Regions from separate parts of the Homo sapiens genome. Here region 2 is linked to region 1. Evidence: read pairs that join two places in POLR2A ChIA-PET (ENCODE). Cell type or tissue: GM12878. All regions are shown on one strand. Each heading gives the region's core, and the rest is flanking DNA. Links, peaks and the distances in the headings are about the cores only.

What was found. Peaks named below come from ENCODE experiments on the same cell type or tissue, not always from the same donor. Only the 100,000 strongest peaks of a DNase experiment are listed, where the experiment ranks them.
Region 2: POLR2A ChIA-PET joins it to region 1 with 7 read pairs; 7 of 35 experiments call an interaction of 5 or more read pairs at or near these places.

Annotation. Positions count from the first base shown.
Region 1 is chr1:61,777,848-61,790,417 of GRCh38, reverse strand. It overlaps PATJ (PATJ crumbs cell polarity complex component), which reads right to left. Exons shown (of 44, transcript NM_001350145.3): 8 at 2,446-2,664. Among named protein-coding and RNA genes, the nearest start is that of PATJ-DT, 41 kb to the right of the region's middle. In GM12878, for the core only: no CTCF peak of the experiment used is centred there; a DNase peak (open chromatin) is centred at 7,507.
Region 2 is chr1:61,724,543-61,734,986 of GRCh38, reverse strand. It overlaps TM2D1 (TM2 domain containing 1), which reads left to right and starts at 9,846. Exons shown (of 7, transcript NM_032027.3): 1 at 9,846-10,030. The coding sequence starts at 9,867. RefSeq lists enhancers at 9,171-9,856, 9,505-10,164, 9,201-10,400, 9,857-10,444. In GM12878, for the core only: no CTCF peak of the experiment used is centred there; a DNase peak (open chromatin) is centred at 9,676; H3K4me3 peaks cover 1,659 bases; H3K27ac peaks cover 1,256 bases.

The DNA of each region.
Region 1 (12,570 bases), core at 2,754-10,753:
TAACAAAGGATATTGTTTTAAACCAGTAAATTTGTTATACAACAATAGAAAGCTAATATAACCACTTAGAAAAAAGGCTGTATTTGTATCTGAAAGAACTATGAACATAAATTTAGAAACAAAACATAAGACTAATTATTGTTCAGTAATATAAAAATATCGACCTAAAACTTATTTTATTTTCTTCTTCTTCTTTTTTTTTTTTTTTTTCTCAGAGACAGGATCATGCTCTGTCACCCAGGTAGGAGTGCAATGGAGCAATCACAGCTTATTGCAACCTCAAACTCCTGGCCTCAAGCAATCCTCCCCCTTCAGCCTCCCAAGTAGCTGGGACTACAGGCGTAAGCTACTGCATCTGGTCCTAAGACTTACTTTCAATACTCATCTTTTAAACATTTCTGTAAAGGAGTAAGGTGTCTAAATACATAATACTTAGCTTTTAATTCAAAACATTAACATGAAAAAGTAAATAATTGATTGGATCAAGTTTCCACTTATCACATATCCACATTTGTCTCTCACTACAAAGTAGAAGGCTCCAGGGAACTAGAGTAATGGAGGAAAAAGAAAATGTAACCACAATTTGGAGAAACTTTTTATTTTTTTGAGACAGAGTCTCACTCTGTCACCGAGGCTGGAGTGTAGTGGAAGGATCTCGGCTCACTGCAACCTCCAACTCCCAGGTTCAAGTGATTCTCCTGTCTCAGCCTCCTGAGTAGCTGGAATTACAAGCGTGTGCCACCAATCCTGGCTAACCTTTGTATTTTTAGTAGAGTCAGGTTTCACCATGTTGGCCAGGCTGGTCTCGAACTCCTGGCCTCATGTGATCCACCCACCTCATCCTCCCAAAGTGCTCGGATTACAGGCATGAGCCACCAAGACCGGCTGGAGAAACTTTTTAAAGGTTCTGATATTTCAAATAGAAAACTTCCACTCATACTGTTCCAAGTAGAGAAAGGCAACAACTTCCCAGAATACACAGAATGACATCTCAGGTGATGATAATCAGTGGCCTTCCACCCTTTTCCACCATAATCATTTCTCTTTCCTTTTGTTTTTGTTTCAGTTTTTTTTTGTCTGTTTTGTTTTATTTTATTTATTTATTTATTTTTTTAATAGAGTCTTGCCCTGTTGGCCAGGCTGGAGTGCAGTGGTGCAATCTCAGCTCACTGCAACCTCTGCCTCCTCGGTTGACATGATTCTCCAGCCTTAGCCTCCCAAGTAGCTGGGACTACAGGTGTGTGCCACATCTGGCTAATTTTTATATTTTTAGTAGAGATTGGGTTTTGCCATCTTGGCCAGGCTGGTCTTGAACTCCTGACCTCAGATGATCCACCCACCTTGGCCTCCCAAAGTGCTGGCATTAGAGGCGTAAGCCACCGCATCTGGCCCATTTCTCTTTTCTTTCCTCTTCCTCCTGGACCCTCCCTTCAAAACCTATTTCTGGTCATCATGGTGGCTCACGCCTGTAATCCTAGCACTTTGGGAGACTGAGGTGGGCGGATCACCTGAGGTTGGGAGTTCGAGACCAGCCTGACCAACATGGAGAAACTCCATCTCTACTAAAAATACAAAATTAGCCAGGCGTGGTGGTGCATGTCTGTAATCCCAGCTACTCAGGAGGCTGAGGCAGGAGAATTGCTTGAATCTGGGAGGCAGAGGTTGCAGTGAGCCAAGATAGTGCCACTGCACTCCAGCCTGGGCAACAAGAGCAAAACTCCATCTCAAAAACAAAACAAAACAAAACAAAACAAACAAACAAACAAAAAACTTATTTCTTTGCTTTTACTTTATTATGTCTTCATTAAAAGCCCATGTTGAGATAATGGGAAGGAGTTTGGAATGGACCAGAAAGATGTGAATTCAAATTCCAGTTTTGCAACTTACTCCCTATAAGGTCTTTAACATGATGTTTGACTTTATTTTCCTCATCTATTAAATGTATAATAAGGCCTATCTGGCAGAATTACTGTGAAGATTTCAGATGACCTGAGCAATTCCAGGTGCTTGATAATTTAAAATAATAACTATTATTATTACATAATTAAAATAATTAGTATAATAAATATTATTGATATCCATTCCCTTTAACCAGCCTGTGGCTACCAGTGATAATTCTCACACATCGGCCAGTGTTTACAGTTTTCCCTCCACCACCTGGATGTCTCCTCACCAGCCCAATGAAATAGACAAGGCAAGTATTATTATTCTTCAATTTATAAATAAGTCACTGACGCTCAGGGAGGCTGAATGACTTAACCCTGAGAAACAGTGAAACAGAAAACCAACATGTCTAATGTCTCCCAATAAGTTTTTTTTTTCCTGTTTCACTAGTGAGCGCACAACTCACACCAATGTGGTGCTTCAAGTTGAAAGAATTTCTTATCTTACAGTGTGTCACACCCAGGCTTTGGTTTAAGATGAAAGAATGATATGTATACTCACAGAACCAGGGCCCTTGCTGGCTACAGTAGGCAGGGCAACAGGTAAGGCTGCAGGGGCAGGGGGGGTGACTGAAATGTCACCAGCTGGATCTCTAGCAACGAGCATCCTGACTGAATTCCCACAGTTCCTTAGAACTTGTGCAACTTGCTCACTGGTCATTCCCTGCACGTTTGTGCCACCAATCTTCAAGATGTGGTCCCCTGTCTGGAGTCTTCCATCCTTCAAGAAAAAGACAAAATTATTTTGAGAAATAAATGCTGTAACTTCACTGGTTAATAACAATTCATCAGACTTTCAGCTCTGGCAAAATGGCTGACAAAGAAGCCACCTAAAATGCTGAATAAAATGGAATACTGTTAATAACTGGTTGAAATGGCAAGAGTAAAGGAATTTCATGTAGAACACAAAGGAATGGCTCAAAATGAGAAAAGTAATCAGTATTCTAAAAAAGGCCTTTGTTGAGGGTATAAGCTCATGCCTAATGGCCTAGAGTTGGGTGTTAATGGTCACGTGTGCAAGGAAGAGGACAGAAAGGCCAGGGCCTCAAGAAGGAAAGGTCAGAACAGAAGCCTCCAGCATAAAACTGGGAACTTCACAACCAACATCCTCAGTGACATGTTTGAGGAATAGAAAGATGCCAGTGCGGCTACAAGAAAATGAGGAAAAAGAAGAGTAGTCTAAGAGATGGGAGAGTTAATGGAGTCAGACAGTATAGGGCATCTTCTTTTCATGATTGGGAAGAGAAGGCATCGAGCAGAGTTTTGAAACAGAGGAGTGACATTACCTGACTGACTTTAACAACATAATTCAAGCTTCTGTGCTTAAAATAAACTACAGAAGAGGAAACAATAGAAGCAAAGATACAAGTTGGGAGGCCTTAGCAATAATCCACAATAGCTTGGGTGTGTTTCACAGTTGGGGTGTTCAGAAGTGAGATTCTAGATAGATAGACAGATAGATAGATAGTTTTTTGTTTTGTTTTGTTTTGAGTCAGAATCTCACTCTGTTGCCCAGGCTGGAGTGCAATGGCATGATCTCAGCTCACTGCAACCTCCGCCTCCCAGGTTCAAGCAATTCTCCTGCCTCAGCCTCCTGAGCAGCTGGGATTACAGGCGCGCACCACCACGCTCGGCTAATTTTTGTATTTTTAGTAGAGATGGGGTTTCACCATGTCAGGCTGATCTCAAACTCCTGACCTCTTGATCCACCCGCCTCAGCCTCTCAAAGTGCTGGGATTACAGGCATAAGCCACTGCGCCCGGCCAAGATATATTTTTAATAAACTGTCAATAGGATCTGCAGATAGCTTCTATATGGGCTGTGAGGGAGGAAAAGGAGTCAAAACTCCAAGTTTTTAGCCTGAGCAACTAGAAAGATAGAGTTGCCATGAACTGAGATGCAGACTACAGAGGTACAGATGGGCGAGGTGGAAATCAGGAGTTCAGTTTCAGAGCTGTTGTCTTAGATACCTATTAGACATTCAAGTAGAAGTAACAGGTATACAGCCAGATACACAAACCTGAAGTTCAGTAGAGAAATCCAGACTATGTATTTAAATTTGGGAGCTGGGGAGAGGTCAAACAAACAAACAACAACAACAACAAAACACCTTGCGGGTCATTAGCACATAGGAGGTATTTATAGTCATGATTCTGCCAGCACAGTGGCTCACACCTGTAATCCCAGCACTTTGGGAGGCCAAGGTGGGTGGATCACTTGAGGCCAGGAGTTCGAGACCAGCCTGGCCAACATGGAGAAACTCCATCTCTACTAAAAATACAAAAATTAGCCAGGTGTGATGGCACATGCCTGTAATCTCAACTACTCGGGAGGCTGAGGCATGCGAATCACTTGAACCTGGGAGGCGGAGGTTGCGGTGAGCAAAGATCACGCCACTGCACTCCAGCTTGGGCGACAGAGCAAGCCTCTACCTCATAAAAATAAAATAAATAAATAAATAAGTCAAGATTCCAGATGAGTTGAAAGAAAAGATACATAATGTTATATTTCTTAAGCTAGGTGGTATGTATTACACACTGGTAATTATTGTTTTGTTTTGTTGAGATAGAGACCCACTCTGTTGCCCAAGTTGGTCTTGCAAATAATTATTGTTTTAATTATCATTTAAAATGTGTACAGATATTATATACATTCTTTTATATGTATGTATATTTCATACACAGAAGGTAAATAATAATTTATCAAAATGAGTATCTGTTCAAAGTGTTCATCATTTCCCTTCTTTGATAAATTTTTGAAACAGCTAATTTTTACAAAATTTTTCCTAAATTTGTTTAGTCAGAAATTCTGAATTCACTTTATTATAGTGTATTAAAGATACCACAATGTTAACACAGCTGGCTTCATTTAAACTTATACATGCAGAGCACCTTACAGGTTCAAAATCACTTTCATGTACCATCTCACTTAGAGAAGGACAACTTTCAAATGAGAAAATTGAGATACAAACAGTTTGACTGACTTGACCAAGGTCACAAAGCTGATAAAAAGGTTGAACCAAAGCTGAATCCAAGTTGCTCACCGAAGACTATTCTCATTTCAGTTATTTGCCTTATACTTCAGTATCTCCAGAGTAACATTACTGTAGCAAGTCAATCTCCTACAAGCAAAGGCTGCTAGTAGATAGTAAATTTATTGCTTTCCTATTCTCCAAGAAACTGCCTATAACTCTCAAAAAGTTTGAATGAAATGAAGATGAAAAATAGATATCCTGCAACATGGAGAGAAAGCTTGAAAAGAGAGCAATGACTACTGGGTTAATCCAGTTCTGAGCTTCAAATTCCTAGTTCCAGGTGGCACCACCGCAAGCTAAAGACGACAATCTGAAGGAAGAAGTTTTTTAAAAAACCCTTAGACTGAAAAGTCTATTCTCCATCCTTCCTTTTCTCCAATTTTACAGGAACCTAAATGAAGGAATGCTTTAGATTGAAATAATACGTACAAAGCTCTGTGCTTTGTTGTAAATGCTGCAGAAGCCACTAGAAGGGACTGGAAGTGTAGAGAAGTGGTGCAGCGGAAATGCAATTTAATTCAGAAACATCTGGAAAGACTTAGAAAACAGAAACAGAGGCAAGGAGGACATTGTTATGAAAAAAAGAATGAAGAATTGCTGGATTTCTACTTTAATAGTGATAATCTGATATTCTGTTTTCATGCATGCAACAGACTTGAAACAACATAAGCAACTACTTAAGAGAAAGTCAGTGGTGCTGATGAAAAATAAGGGTAAAGTTGCCTCTGTAAATCAAACTATTCTTCAACAGAATTATGCACTGATCAAAAAATTAAAAAATATATATGTCTAATAAGTGTTTTCATACTTGGCTTGGCCAAAGAAGGGCATTTTATCATAAAGTATATTTTTAGTCACTTCCTAGGCATTATTTTTCTTCTATTTTATCTCAACTCTTAATTTAAAATGATGTCGATAATTTGCATCTGTCACTGAAAGTCAAACATTTTCTTGCTACAGAAAAGCAGGTGTTCTGAAGAATTCATAAGTACAAAAATAGTCATTAGTCAGATTGATAGAAAGACACCAAAATGACAGCTACCTTGTCTAAGTCCAGCAGCCCCAGTCTGCATTTTATTGATATTTTCTGATCAACATTTTCCGTCCATAACCTGTCTTCTGTGTGAGGAAACTAAAAGGCATAAAGTCCCTTTTGTTCTTTAACAGAAATCATCAATCAATGAAAACCAATAAATAGCTATGCCAAGATTCAAGTACGTAGCGTGCTAATCAAACATTCACATATAAAAGTTTTATTAATCCATAGATTCTTTCAAAAGAGAAAAAAATTATGCATATTGGCAAAGATAGTATGAAAGGCAGAAAAATTAAAACAGCTGAAGCAACAGGGTATCACACACTTACAGTGAATGTACACCTGTAATCCCAGCACTTTGGGAGGCCGAGGTGGGCAGATCACCTGAGGTCAGGAGTTTTTGTTTTTGTTTTTGTTTGAGAGGGAGTCTCACTCTATCACCAAACCAGCCTGGCCAACATGGTGAAACCCCATATCTACTAAAAACACAAAAATTAGCTGGGCATGGTGGTGAGCGCCTGTGATCCCAGCTACATGGGAGGCTGAGGCACAAGACTTGAACCTGGGAGGTGGAGGATGCAGTGAGCCAAAATCATACCACTGCACTCCAGCCTGAGCAACAGAGCAACACCCTGTCTCAGAAAAAAAAAAAAAAAAAAGTAGCAACTCTGGGCTAAAAAAAAACTCACATTACTTTGCATTTTAACTTCTCTGATATGCTGTTGTGGATGATAATTTAAAAAAAAAATTTTAAACCTATAGGAATTCAGACCTGAGCTACAAAAGAAGAAATCAAATTTGTTTCTTCAAAAACTAAAAAATGAATCCAGGTACCATGGCTCATGCCTGTAATCCCAGCACTTTGGGAGGACTGCTTGAAGTCAGGAGTTGGAGGCTGCAGTGAGCTAGGATCGCACCACTGCACTCTAGCCAAAGTGACAGAGCAAGACTCTGTCTCTATTTAAAAAAAAAAAAAAAAAAGAAAAGAAAAGAAAGGAAAAAAAAAGGCACCAAATACTTCCACAACTCAGACAATGAAATCATAACTATGTTTGATTCCAGGCCAGTTTTATTATTGGTCTTCAATCAAAAGGCAACATGCCATTGATAGAAAAGGGTAACTTTACAAAATAAAATACACTGTTTCCCTAAAGGAATTAAAGAAACTATCCTATCCTACTCAAATTCCCAGAGCACTCATTAACTGATTTTTATAGATAAAGAAAATATCTGTTTATATAATCACTCAAAGCAAAATTGCTTGGGACTAACCAACCATTTAGTGACCTCAAGCTGGGCCTTCCTTACTCTACACTGAAAGTCTCTCAAAGTTCACATCCACCCTCAAACCCTTGCTTGGTTCCATTCCTTCCTAGTATTAGGTTACTGGGTAGTCAGTAGACTCATATTATAACTGTTTCATACCAAAATGTCAATCATTTATGACAACCTTTAAATAGGCTGTGTTCTGAAGACAACGAGGTATTCCGGTATACCTGACCGCCCTAGAACTTCGCCAGACCACATGAAAGAGGTTTCTGCACTTCAAGGGTTTTACACTGCCTGTTATCAATGTCACACAAAACAAAACAAAAAGTACCTCCCAAAAAAATGTTTAACTCTTGCCACAACTGATAGAATGTTCTCAAGGTGAGTGTTTCAAGCACTGTGAATTTTGGAGAGGCTCTGAGGCTTACAGGGAGATAGGCCTTTTAGCTACCCTTTTAATATCATAGAATTTCTCTATCCATGGAATTGGCCTGATTATATTAACTGATTGGACATTGTAACTAGATCTCAACAAATGTTTCTTAAAAGATTCCTATAAATCAATTTTTTAAAATAAATAAATGCTATTTTCTACTTCATTTCTTTTACATCATTAGCAGCAGGACACAACAGAAAGACAGGTAAGGGCTTTGGAGTCAGATGCACCCAAGTTCAAATCTTAGCTCTACTTTGGACAAAGTGTATGGCCAAAGGTCAGTTGTTCATCCTCCCTAAGTCTCAGATCCTTCTTAAGCAAAATGAGAATACATTTCTCTCCCAGTGGGTTATAAGCATTTTGGGAACTAAGAGGCATTGTGCTAAGCATGTTACATTGATTAACATTGAATTTTCACACAGCCTCTTATTTAAGGCAAGCAAAATTATCTCCTGCCAAAAAATAAAAAAAAGCATTAATGGCAGGCCTAAGACTACTTTCCTTGGAAAGGCCTTCTCACAAGGTTAGCCCTTGGCTAACACCTGGGAGCTTAGATTCTGTGAGGGTTCTCACCATTCCCTGGTAAAAATGGCTCTAGGTGCCTAAAGTGTAGTCTCTCCTGAACACCTGCATTCTTCTGCAAGTCTAGGACTTCGGTATATGCTACACAGTGTGTGCCTATGTGACCAGCATCCAGTAACAACCCTGTGCAGAGTCTCTGATGGGCTTCCATGGCAGACATTTCAGATGTGTGGTCATAATTCACCACTGGAAGACTTAAGTGTGTCTGTCCTATATGACTCCATGGGGAGCGGACTCGTGGAAGCTTGTGCCTGGTTTCCTCCAGTCTCCACCTCATGCACCTTTTCCATGTTGATTTTGCTTTGTATTCTTTCACTGTAATAAATATAGCTGTGGGTGTAACTGTATGCTGAGTCCTATGAAACCTCCTAGCAAGTCATCAAATCTAGTGGTCTTGGGGACTATTTTAGAAACATAGAATTAAGCCAAGAAGTCAATTGCCCAGGGTGAGAGGTGGATCCAGAATTCAAGCCTTCATCTGTCTGATTCTAAAGCTCACACACTATAATCCTATGCTCTTTCCTTTCAGAGGCTAATTTGGATGTAGGTGTGCTGAGAATTTCTCCAAAGGTAGATAATAGGGAGGGTGTATACCACATCTTGTGCCATAGCCTAGGGCCTGAGGGTGCTGCAGCTTAAGTCATTTCATGAGTTATAGAAAGCATAACATTGACTGGTAATAAGCAACAAATGGGGCCAGGCTGAGGAAGGAGATAAGTTGGTTATAGCAAGAAGGCTGAAGAGATTTTATCTGCCATCAGCTGACATGAGAGGAAAGGAGAAGTGAATAGTGCTCTGTCCCCTATGGCTAGGCCTTACCATATGCCCTAGAAGAGATAATAGCTCTCTTGTTCCTAGAGCTGGCTACTCCCTGTTGATGGATGTGAACAATTGTGCACAGGTGTATATCAGGAAAAGGAAAACACTAGGATTAACTTTGGATAAATTCAAACAACAAAGCTCAGACTTCAGAATCAAACAGGTACGGGCTCAATCCTGACTTTGTGGCTCACCTAGCTGCTGTAACCTAGGGCAATTTCTTAATGGTTTCCATATCTATAATTTGGGAATAAAACTTCTAAGAGTATTTTGAAGGTTACATGAGAATAATGTACATTAAGCAGATAACAATGTCTGGCGTAAGTACTTCCTTCTCTTTGAGCACTTATGACCCTATGACAAGCATACCCTCTACCTCCTCTTTGATGATCTGAAATAGTGACGATCCCTTCCAGTAAAGGGCGAAAATCAGACTTGGGCTTTTTCCAACAATGCCTCAATGGGATTAATCTGGGAAACTCTGCACATCTTATTCTTGTGAAAATTCATAAAGCATGTTAGTATTTTAAAAGCTCAGAAAATTCTTACAGTAAAGAAACCTATTGGATTTTGTTTAAATTTACTTGACCCTTTGTTGTTCACAATAACCACTCCACTTTGCATTTTGGAAAAAAAAAAATGCCACTCCAACAAACAAACCTATTAAAATTGCTAAGGCAGAGGCAGGAGGAGGGAGGGAATACAAAGAAAGGCATCCCAAAATTTTCTGCAATATTTTATTATTTCCAGGTTATAAAAATTTTTTTTAAGAATCCTTAAAGAATATTGTGTTGTGCCACAGATGTGTGTGGTTTTTGTTTGTTTGTTTGTTTTGAGAAAGAGTCTTGCTCTGTCGCCCAGGCTGCAGTGCTGTGGCGTGATCTTGGCTCACTGCAACCTCTGCCTCCCAGGTTCAAGCAATTCTCATGCCTCAGCCTCCTGAGTAGCTGGGATTATGGGCATGCACCTCCACACCTGGCTAATTTTTTGTATTTTTAGTAGCGACGGGGTTTCACCATGTTGGCCAGGCTGGTCTCGAACTCCTGACCTCAAGTGATCCACCCAGCTCGGCCTCCCAAAGTGTTGGGATTACAGGCATGAGCCACTGCACCCAGCCACAGATGTGTTTTAAAGGTCTATAAAATGAACATTCTCAAACATTCTGGTCTCAGAACTTGCTACAGTTTGGATGTTTGTCCCCCCCAAACCTCATGTTGAAATCTCATCCCCATTGTTTGAGGTGGGGCCCAGTGGGAGGTGTTTGGGTCATGGGGGTGAATCCCTCATGAATGGCTTGGTGCAGTGAGTTCTTGCTCTGAGTTCTCTGCAGTGCGTTTACTTAGTGCAGTGAGTTCTCACTCTGATTGTTAAAAAGAGAGTTGCCCCCCACCCACCACTTCCTCGCTGCCCACGTGATCTCTGCACACACTGGCTCTCCTTCACCTTCCACCATGGAAGCAGCCTGAGGTTTTCCCCAGATGCCCAATTTTCCAGCCAGCAGAGCTGTAAGCTAAATAAACCTATTTTAAATTACCCATCCTCAGATATTTCCTTATAGCAACACTAAATGGATAAAGACAGAACTCCTTTACATTCTTAAAAATTATTAAGGATGGAGGGATAGGAATTACAAAGTAGTACGGGAATCTGCTGGGGGTAATGAATACGCTCATTATCTTGATTGTGGTAATGATGGTATAACAGTTAAATTACATGTGTCATCTGGGCTGTGGTGCTGACTGTTTTGGTCAAACACTAATCTAGATGTTGCTGCAAAGGTATTTTGTAAATGTGATTAGCATATACAAACAGTTGACTTTAAGTAAAGGAAAATTACCCTCAATGATGTAGGTGAGCCTCATCCAATCAGTTGAAGAATTCACAAGCAAAAACTGAGCTTTCCTAGAGAAGAAATTCTGCCTCAAGAATGTAACAGAGCTTCCTCAGACATTCTGCCGGCCTGCCCTATAGATCTCAAACACAAGACTACAACATCAACACTTGTCTGGGTTTCCAGCCTCCTGGCCTTCCCTACGTATTTTGGACTTGCCAGCCCCCACCATGGCATGAGCCAATTTTTTAAAATAATATCTTTTTTAAAGTAATCACACGCATGTCCTATTGGTTCTGTTTCTCTGGAGAAATCTGGTAAAGATGAATCCACAAATGTATACATATGCAAAAATTGGTACTGAGGAATTTTTAAAATATTTAATATTTAGTATGTTAATTTTTATCATTTATGTATATTATGTCATTATATTTTTAAAAGAGCTATATTTTCCAAAACAAAAAATATTCGCCAGGCTTGATGGCTCACACCTGTAATCCTAGCACTTTGGGAGGCCGAGGCAGATGGATCATAAGGTCAGGAGTTCCAGACCAGCCTGGCCAACATAGTGAAACCCCATCTCTATTAAAAATGTAAAAATTAGCCAGGCATGGTGGCACATGCCTGTAGTCCCAGCTACTTGGGAGCCTGAGGTAGGAGAATCGCTTGAACCTGGGAGGCAGAGGTTGTGGTGAGCCAAGACTGCACCACTGCACTCCAGCCTGGGCAACAGAGCAAGACTCCATCTCTCTCTCTATATATATATATATTAGTAAGAGTGGGACTGTTTAATATTTTTACAAATCTCTTTAATATCTGGCTTAAAACAGCTGGACTCATCTGCTTCTGCATTCAGTATGTTACAATATACTGTTTTGGATGATGTATATGAAGAATATCTGGCCTCAATCAGATATATAGTTGGAAAGGGGAGGGGTATTATAATAGTCCTTTCAGCCTATTCTTTGATAACACACCAAAACTTGGCAAGTGGTGGTTTCTTATACAGTTACAATGTAGAATCTGGAACCATATCAACAAACTTTCAGACACTATTTTATTAAAATCCACTGATCTATCTTGATTTTTGAAAGGATCTTTTAGCTACATATTATTTTGTCATATCACATATTGGTCTTCAGAAAATATTGAGGCTGGGTATGGTGGCTCACACCTATAATCCCAGCACTTTGGAAGGCCTAAGCAGGAAGATCGCTTCAGGCCAGGAGTTTGAGACCAGCCTGGGAAACAAAGCGAGACTGTCTCTACAAAAAATAAAAATAAGGCCAGGCGGGTGCAATGGCTCACACCTGTAATTCCAGCACTTTGGGAGGCCAAGGCGGGAGGATCACTTGAGCTCAGGAATTTGAAATCAGCCTGGGCAACATGGTGAAACCCCACCTCTACAAAAAATAGAAAAACTAGCTAGGCATGGTGGCCTGGGTCTGTAGTCTCAGCTCCCCCAGAAGCTGAGGTGGGGGGATCACTTGAGCCCCAGAGGCAGAGGCTGCAGTCAGCCAAGATAGCACCACTGCACTCCAGCCTGGGTGACAGAGTGAGACCCTGTCTCAAAAAAATAAAAATAAAAATAAATTAGCCTAGCATGGTGGTACATGCCTG
Region 2 (10,444 bases), core at 2,419-10,418, 55 kb after region 1:
CTCCTCCATTTCCTAAAATAAAACCTTGCCAAGTTACTTAACCTTTCTAATTCTCATTAGTGAAACTGCAGTGCTCACTTAATGTGGTAGTTTTGAAGGTTAAATGAAGGAATACATGTATTACACATACCAGGCACATAGAAAGTACTCAATAAGGCCGGGTGCAGTGGCTTACGCCTGTAATCCCAGAACTTTGGGAGGCCAAGATGGGTGGATCACCTGAGGTCAGGAGTTTGAGACCAGCCTGGCCAACATGGTGTAACCCTGTCCCTACTAAAAATACAAAAATTAGCTGGGTGTGGTGGAGGGCGCCTGTAATCCCAGCTATTTAGGAGGCTGGGGCAGGAGAATCGCTTCAACCTGGGAGACGGAGGTGATCACACCATTGCACTCCAGCCAGGGTGATGAGAGCAAAACTCCGACTCAAAAAAAAAAAAGAAAGAAAGAAAGAAAAGAAAGTACTCAATAAATGAAGCAGCACATACATGGGAACAAGTATGACAGATACTGGTGACCTCAAGGAGAAAGCCAAAACTAGTAGTAAATAAAGTGAGGCCACAGCAGACGGAGGACTTGAAAACACCACAAAGAACCTTAGGTTATAAGAGTTTATCTTTCATCTCTAAGAAATTAAAGAACCACCAAAATTTTTTGAATAGGATTTTGAATACAATTTTGAAGATGGTATAGGAGTTTCAGCTACTCAGAAGGCTGAGGCAGGAGGATTACTTGAGCCCAGGAGGACAAGGCTACAGTGAGCTGCATTGGCATCACTGTACTTCAGCCTGGGTGAGAGAGCAACACACTGTCTCAAGAAAAATTTTAAAATATTAAAAAGGTACAGGTTATTTTAAAAAATAAAATATTCATCTGGAAGAAGTGTGCAAAATGGATTGACAAAGTTGGGGAAAGGGCCTAGAATAAAATAGAGGAACTAAGAGGTCACTATAGCAAGGTATACAGGAAATGATGAATGCCTGAAATAGAGTGAAAAACGTGTGATTAAATAAAAGAAGGAACACTTACAGATATCAGTTGTTTACTGATTAAAGGTATTAAAGGAGAACAAGGGGAAAACTGAAGGGTAAATATGATTCCAAGTTTTGAATCTGATAAAAGGGACATTGGTTGTGAAATTGAGAAAAGCCAATTTATTTTGTTTTGTCCTTTTTTTTTTTTTTTTTTTGAGAAGCAGGACTTTGATAAGTCAGTTTTAGGTCCTCCATTTGACATTCAAGATAAAATGTACTTGGCATATAAAGGCCTTATTAAGTGATGAATCAAAGTTAATTTAATTTTTGATGGTAGGCAGTTAAGTTAGATTAGCGCACCGGAGGGAGGACACAATCACAAATACTGGGGAGTCAAATTTCAAATGTTGTGCAGAAGGGTATAATAAAGATCTAGCAGAGCCCTAAACTTACAAATTTATCACCAGAGAAAAAGATCACAGCCACAGCACATCAAGCACATCACAGTCAAATAAAAAAGAAAGGTTTGGCCAGGCATGGTGGCTCACACCTGTAATCCCAGCACTTTGGGAGGCCAAGGCGGGTGGATCACGAGGTCAGGAGTTCAAGACCAGCCTGGCCAAGATGGTAAAAAAAAAAAAAAAAAAAAAAAATTAGCCAGGCGCGGTGGCAGGCACCTGTAATCCCAGCTACTCAGGAGGCTGAGGCAGGAGAATCACTTAAACTCGGAGGGCGGAGGTTGCAGTGAGCCGAGACCATGACACTGCACTCCAGCCTGGGCGACAGAGTGAGACTCTGTCTCAAAAAAACAAACAAACAAACAAAAAAAAAAAATTAGCTGGGTGCGGTGGCAGGTGCCTGTAATCCTAGCTACTTGGGAGGCTGAGGCAGGGAGAATTGCTTGAACCTGGCAGGTGGAGGTTGCAGTGAGCCCATATCGCACCACTGCACTCCAGCCTGGGTGACAGAGTAAGACTCTGTCTCAAAAAAAAAAAAAAAAAAATTTGAGAGGAAGAATCTTTTACTTAACGTTTCTGTCCTAACTGTGAAAACAGAAGTTAGGTTGGTTCCCTCAGAAAGTTTTGCTACAGTGCAGAACTATCTGTTAATGTAATCAGTTGCATGTGAAAACCTTAAGAATGAGAAGATCCAATGTATAAAGATCCAAGGTAAGAGGCCTTGAATCCCACAGGAAGCTACGTTTCAGGCTTCACTTGTAATCCTTTTTCCTTATGTTTCTGCACAACAATTTCCACCTTGGTTTGTACTATTTATGTCCTTTGCTTTCTATACAATTCTATAGAATTTTTATGTGACAAAGAAATTAGGCATTGTAAAGATTGAGATTTAAGTTCTTACTAAATTTAGAAGATGCATTGATCATGTGATCAGAGACTGTGTTTGCAAAGAAATAAAGTAATATATTTTACTGAGCCATGAGAAAATAGATTAAGGGGCAGTAAGAAGCGACAGTTTTTTTGTGTTTTTTTGTTTTTTTTCAACATATCATCAGTTCAAGAGTCAAAAATTTTGTGTCGTTTCTTTACTTTCATGGGGAAACATTCTTGTTCTTTTTAGTTTTACATACTGTAGAAGAGTATAAATATAATCATATATAATGGGATTAATCAGTAAAGAGGGCTGGGCACAGTGCCAGCACTTTGGGAGGCCAAGGCGAGTGGATCGCCTGAGGTCAGGAGTTGGAGAGCAGCCTGGCCAACATGGAGAACCCAAAACACAAAAATTAGCTGGGAGTGGTGGTGGGTGCCTGTAATCCCAGCTACTCGAGAGGCTGAGGCAGGAGAATCACTTGAACCCGGGAGGCGGAGGTTGCAGTGAGCCGAGATCACACCATTGCACTCCAGCCTGGGTGACAAGAGTGAAACTCCGTCAAAACAACAACAACAACAACAAACCAGCAGAGTAAGCATTTTCAAAGAGTTAAATCAAAATCTATGTGGAAAATGACAAATACAAAGATCAGCAATATTCTTGCAGTCAGCAGAAAAACATCTAATTTTGTCATAATATCAATAAACTCAAACTAGAAAGTTGTATCCTTTAACCCCAACTTTCTTTATTAGATTGTACTTTTAAAATCACTGCTGGGCATGGTGGCTCATGCCTGTAATCCTAGTACTTTGAGACGCTGAGGCAGGAGGATTGCTTGAGCCCAGGAAGTTGAGACCAACCTGGACAACATAGAGAGACCTCATCTCTACAAAAAGTGAAAAATTAGCCAAGCGTGGTGACACAGGCCTCTAGTCCCAGCTACTCAGGAGGCTTAGGCGGAGGGTGGCTTGAGCCTGGGATATCAAGGCTGCAGTGAGCTATGATGGTACCACCACACTCCAGCCTGGATGATAGAGTGAGACCTTGCCTCAAATTAAAAAAAAAAAATCAAACCAGAATATTTTAATTTTTAAAAACTTTAAATAATTTAATTTTTTTCTCCAGAATTCTAGGCTCTACAAACCAGAACATTCTTTTTTTTTTCATCTTACAATTTCATTGCATGCGTTTATTTTTATTATCATTTACTAACTGGTAAATGAATTCATCTCTTCATTTTTATACTTTGTGTCATTTTTTACTGGATATGCCTTTTGTAAGTATCACATAGCAAATTTTATGTAGTCAACAAATATTTAAAGAGCACTCACTATGTTATCAATCACATTTTTGTTTGTTCATTTGTTTGTTTTTGAGACGGAGGCTCGCTCTGTCACCCAGGCCAGAGTGCAGTGGCACAATCTCTGCTCACTGCAACCTCCACCTCCCGGGTTCAAGCGCCAATCACATTTTTAAAAATTATTGTACTTTAAGTTCTGGGATATATGTGCAGAACGTGCAGGTTTGTTACATAGGTATACACGTGCCATGGTGGTTTGCTGCACCCATCAACCTGTCATCTACATTAAGTATTTCTCCTAATGCGCTCCCTCCCCTAGCCCCCCACCCCCTGACAGCCCCAGTGTGTAATGTTCCCCTCCCTGTGTCCATGTGTTCTCATTGTTCAACTCCCACTTGTGAGTGAGAACATGCAGTGTTTGGTTTTCTGTTCCAGTGTTAGTTTGCTGAGAATGATGGTTTCCAGCTTCACCTATGTCCCTGCAAATGACATGAACTCATCCTTTTTTAAGGCTGCATAGTATTCCATGGTGTATATGTGTCACATTTTCTTCATCTAGTCTATCATTGATGGGCATTTGGGTTGGTTCCAAGTCTTTGCTATTGTGAAAAGTGCCACAATAAACATATGTGTGCATGTGTCTTTACAGTAGAATGATTTATAATGCTTTGGGTATATACCCAGTAACGGGATTGCTGGGTCAAATAGTATTTCTGTTTCTAGATCTTTGAGGAATCGCCACTCTGTCTTCCACAATGGTTGAACTAATTTACACTCCCACCAACAGTGTAAAAGCACTCCTATTTCTCCACATCCTCTCCAGCATCTTTTGTTTCCGGACTTTTTAATGATCGCCATTCTAACTGGCGTGAGATGGTATTTCACTGTGGTTTTGATTTGCATTTCTCTAATGACCGGTGATGATGAGCTTTTTTTCATATGTTTGTTGGCCACATAAATATCTTCTTTTAAGAAATGTCTGTTCATACTCTTGGCCCACTTTTTGATGGAGTTGTTTTTTTTCTTGTAAATTTGTTTAAGTTCTTTATAGATTCCAAACCAGAACATTCTAAAAGCATCAAAATGGTAGTCAAAATGCAAAGTTACTGTCTTTTATTACCAGGTAATATGTGTAACAGATATTCTGATCCTTAGTCTTGGATTTCTTAAACAAAAATTATGGGAGGCCATTGTTTCAAACTGAGCTCCTGCACTAGGCCCCCAAATACCAGATCAAACCAAAATGGATTCACTCATGCTAAAAGCCACATGCTCAACTGAAGGTTTAAGGAAGCAGATAGATCCCCAAACAGACCAATTTTTCCTGAAAGCAGGAGATTCCAGTCTACTTGAGTCTCCATAACAAGGAAGTCCCCTCTGCTTTAACCCTTACAAAAAACCCTACAAACCCCTTCTTTTTCTTTTTTCTCCTCCTCCTCTCCCTCCTCCTCCCCACTTTTTTTTTGGAGACAGGGACTTGTGCTATTGCCCAGCCTGGAGTGCAGTGGCACAATCATGGCTCACTGCAGCCTTGAACTCCTGGGCTCACCTGATTCTCCAGGCTCAGCCTCTTTAGTAGCTAGGACTAGAGGCATGCCCAGGCAATTTTTTGCTTTTTGTAGAGATGGAGTCTATGCTGTCCAGGCTGGTCTTAGAACTCAAACTCCTGGACTCAAGTGATCCTTCCACATTGGGCTCCCGAAGTGTTGGGGAGCCACCATGCCCAGCCTCCAACCGCGAATTTTTCTGTTGCTGTTTCTTTGTTCCCACCTTACAAAACCCAGTGTTTTATTATTGCCCAGCGGGAGTTTTCTTTCTAGTGTATAGAATGAAGGCTGCCCCACTCCTTGAATTGTGACTAAAAGTTAATTAGATATATAACTGAATTTGTTGTAATTTTGCCTTTGACAGATTTTTTTTTTTTTTTTTGAGAAGAGTTTTGCTCTTGTTGCCCAGGCTGGAGTGCAATGGTGTGATCTTGGCTCACCGCAACCTCCACCTACCGGGTTCAACAATTCTCCTGCCGCAGCCTCCTGAGTAGCCGGGGCTACAGGCACGCTCCATCATGCCTGGCTAATTTTTGAATTTTTAGTAGAGACGGGGTTTCTCCATGTTGCTCAGGCTGGTCTCTATCTCCTGGCCTCAGGTGATCCGCCTGCCTCAGCCTCCCAAAGTGCTGGGATTACAGGCGTGAGATACCGTGCCTGGCCAGATTTTACCTAATCCTTGCCTCGTAACCATGTCATAAATTTCATCTCAGAATAGGGCTGAGGGATGGTGTTGAGCTGTATATTGTACATTTGATTAGCTTTTCTGTTTGGTTTTTGTGTTTTTTTTTTTTTGTCTTTGTTGTTGTTTGCTTGTTTTTGAGACGGAGTCTCGCTCCGTCGCCCAGGCTGGAGTGCAGTGGCATGATCTCGGCTCACTGCAACCTCTGCCTCCTGGGTTCAAGCGATTCTCCTGCCTCAGCGTCCCGAGTAGCTGGGACTACAGGCGCCCACCACCATGCCCAGCTAATTTTTGCACTTTTTTTTTTTTTTACTCCAGACGGGGTTTCACCATATTGGCCAGGCTGGTCTCGAACTCCTGACGTTGTGATCCACTCACCTCGGCCTCCCAAAGTGCTAGGATTACAGACATGAGCCACTGCACCCGGCCGGTTTTTGTTTTTTAAATTCAAGGTTTTTTTGTTTTTTTATCTGTTTTTTTGAGACGGAATTTAGCTCGTTACCCAGGCTGGAGTGCAATGGCAGACCTGGGTTCACAGCAACCTCTGCCTCCCGGGTTCAAGCGATTCTCCTGCCTCAGCCTCCAGAGTAGCTGGGACTACAGGCGCCCTCTCCACGCAGGGCTAATTTTTGTTTTAGTAGAGACAGAGTTTCACCACGTTAGCCAGGATGGTCTTGATCTCCTGACCTCAGGTTATCTGCCTGCCTCGGCCTCCCAAAGTGCTGGGATTACAGGCTGAGTGACCACGCCTGGCCTAAGTAAAAGTTTAAAGGTTCGTTTTCTAGGCTATACACTGCAACCTCCGCCTCCCGGGTTCAAGTGATTCTCCTACCTCAGCCTCTGGAGTAGCTGGGACTATAGGCGCGTCCCACCACGCCGGGCTAATTGTTTGTATTTTTAGCAGAGTCAGGGTTTCACCGTGTTAGCCAGGATGGTCTTGATCTCCTGACATCACGATCCGCCCACCTTGGTTTCCCAAAGTGCTGGGAATACAAGTGTGAGCCACTGCGCCCAGCCCTAGGCTATACCTTTTTAAGCAGTCATGTATCCTACAAAAATATAGCGTTTCAACTACTATTTTGGGAGAATCTTTTTTAAATGTTTCTTTTTCTTTTCTTTTTTTTGTTCAAGCCATCTGCCTTCCTTGGCCTTCCAAAGTGCTAGGATTACAGGCTTGAGCCACCACGCCAGGCACAGGAGGAATATCTTAAGCAAACCCATTGTCCTACTACAGTAGCTAGTATGTGCTTCTAATGTAACAATTATCAAACACTTATCAAATAGTATTTAACTGTTTGTATTTTCCCTTACCAAACAGGAAGTGCTTACCTGCAGGGTTTTTGTCTAAATTTTTGAGTCTAGGGTCTAGCTTCATGCTGAGTACATAGTAAATGCTCAATTAAAAACAATTTTTTTTTCCTTTTTGGAGGGAGAGGGAGGACGGAAAAAAAGGAAAGAAAGGAAAAACGAAGGAAGAAAAAAGAGAGAAGGAAGAAGTCCATTTAGAATAGGAAGTTTATAACTGAACTACTAAATTTTTCACTTAAATCATTTAAACCTGATTTAAAGCATAAATATTATGTATAAATGTCTTAAATTAAAAATAGCGGCGGGGCGCGGTGGCTCACGCCTGTATTCCAGCACTTTGGGAAGCCAAGGCGGGCGGATCACGAGGTCAGGAGTTCGAGACTAGCCTGACCAACATGGTGAAATCCTGTCTCTACTAAAAAATACAAAAATTAGCTGCGCGTGGTGGCGTGCGCCTGTAATCCCAGCTACTCAGGAGGCTGAGGCAGGAGAATTGCTTGACCCCGGGAGGCAGAGGTTGCAGTGAGCCAAGATCGTGCCACTGCACTCCAGCCTGGATGACAGAGCGAGACTCCATCTCAAAAAATAGCAGCGGGGCGTGGTGGTTCATGCCTGTAATCCCAGACCTTTGGGAGGCTCAGACGGGTGGATCACCTGAGGTCGGAAGTTGGAGACTAGCCTGATCAACATGGAGAAACCCCGTCTCTACTAAAAATACAAAATTAGCCAGGCGTGGTGACTCATGGCTGTAATTCCAGCTACTCAGGAGGCTGAGGTAGGAGAATAGCTTGAACCTGGGAAGTGGAGTTTGCAGTAAGCGAGAATCGTGCCATTGCACTCCAGCCTGGGCAACAAGAGCAAAACTCCCGTCTCAACTCCATTTCTGTCTCTAAATGAATGAATGAATAAAGCATAGTAATGCTACAAAGTTGTTTTATTATGAAAATTTTAGGGCCAGGCGCCGTGGCTCGCGCCTGTAATCCCAGCACTTTGGGAGGCAGAGGCGGGTGGATCACCTTAAGTCATGAGTTCGAGACCAGCCTGCTCAACATGGTGAAACCTCGTCTCTACTAAAAATACAAAAATTAGCTGGGCTGGTAGTGGGCGCCGTAATCCCAGCCTTTCCGGATGCTGAGACAGGAGAATAGCTTGAACCTGGGAGGCGGAGGTTGCAGTGAGCCGAGATCATGCCATTGCAGTCCAGCCTGGGCAACAACAGTGAAACTCCACCTCAAAAAAAGAAAATTTAAAAACGTAGTTTATGTTTAAATATTACTTCAAATAGTTGTATGTCTTCCAGAATATATATTCCAAAATGAGGCCAGGCACAGTGTGGCCTCACACCTGAAATCCCAGCACTTTAGGAGGCAGAGGCGGGCAGATCACTTAGGCCAGGAGTTCGAGACCAGCCTGGCCAAAATGGTGAAACCCTGTCTTTACTAAAAATACAAAAATTAGCTGAGCGTGGTGGCGCACGCGTGCAGTCCCAGCTACTCAGGAGGTTGAGGCAGGCGAATCACTTGAACCAGAAGGCAGAGGTTGCAGTGAGCTGAGATTCTGCCACTGTACTCCAGCCTGGGTGGCAGAGAGAGATTCCATCTTAAAAAAAAAAATTTACTTCTCGTAAAACATTATACCAGTGTTCTCAAAGTGGGGGTCCCTGGACTAGCAACACCCACATCCCTTGGGATCTCCTAGAAATGGAAATTATCCAGTCCCTCCCTACATCTTTTGTATCAGAAACTCTGAGTGCCGGTTCTATCATTCTGTTTTAATAACTACTACAGGTGATTCAGATGCTATTCAAAGTTTGAGAACCACCAAAGTTAGTGCTAAAGTATGGATGAAGAAGCACCACTCAAGTTCAAATTTTTATATTGTTAGACAAAAAAAAGATTAAACTTAACTTTACGAAAACATTTTTTCCTCACTGTTAAAGTTCCCCACCACAGAACTTTTAGAACATATAGAAATTTAAAAACAACAGATGGAGGAAAAAAAATCTTCAACTTTTCACTTAATCATAAACTATTTGGTTTCCTCTTGTTACAGTTTCCACCCCCCAAATTATCCCCCACCTAAATTGTCACTTTTTTTTTTTAAAAGGCGTAATGTCTCTCACAGTTTTTAAGTTCTGTTCGTGGCAGCCTTCCAAAATCCTTCTCTAAAGTTACAGGAGGACATTATGTCAATTAGTAAGAGCATAGATCTGAAATCTGGCAAACATCAATTTCATTCCGACTGAGTCACTTAGTGATTAAGGTCAGTGTGTTTCAGCGTCTTTGAGCCTTGTTCCTTATCTGTAAACCCAAAACCTATCAGGGCTAACTGCGATGATGTCAGGAAAGCATTGATTCCAACCTCTGACGCCGCTGGCACTTTCAGAGGACCGAGAAGCCTCAGCTAAGGGCGCGGGAATGAGAAGCGGGTGAAGCACCTGATTGCCTAAACCACTCGTTTCCTTCCTCCAGCACTCAAAGATTAACCTTAGCTCCTTCCAAGGGTTCGTGGGGGAAAATTCGCCTCGAGGGACTGGGTACATGCATATTTTAAAAGGGTCTCCCAATGTGATTCCACGGGCTCACGGGCAGAAGAACACGCGAAGAGACGGAACTGGCCTCTATCCTATGCGAGGTCCCTTTAAGAACCTCGCCCTGTTGCCCTTCTCCCTCCCGCTCCTGGGCGGAGGCGGAAGCGGAAGTGGCGAGAAAGTGTCGGTCTCCAAGATGGCGGCCGCCTGGCCGTCTGGTCCGTCTGCTCCGGAGGCCGTGACGGCCAGACTCGTTGGTGTCCTGTGGTTCGTCTCAGTCACTACAGGACCCTGGGGGGCTGTTGCCACCTCCGCCGGGGGCGAGGAGTCGCTTAAGTGCGAGGACCTCAAAGTGGGACAATATCCTCTGTGGAGAACACCCCCCCATGGAGGCGAGGTAGAGTTGGGGTCGCAGGTGGGTCGCTGCCGTCAGGACTGGCTAGGGCTGTACTGAGTGAAAACGATAATCTGATCTGTGGCTTCTAATGACTGAAGGATCCCTGAAGGTGAACAGAGTTGTGGAGATGGGAGGGCCAGAGGCCACCCTTTGTGATTTCCTTATGATTTTACTAGTCATTGGCGCTTCCTCTTCTGATCCACTTTTTTTTTCTTTTTTATCAGTGTGCTTACTTGTTCAGTAAAACATGTAGATCCTGAAGTATGCCAGGCCCCGTTCTAGACACTAGTAATACAAAGATGGATAGTCTCTTACCCTGGAAATGTTTGCCAACTCTTCCTAGGGGGAAGACAAGTAATAACGATCTAGCCAATGTG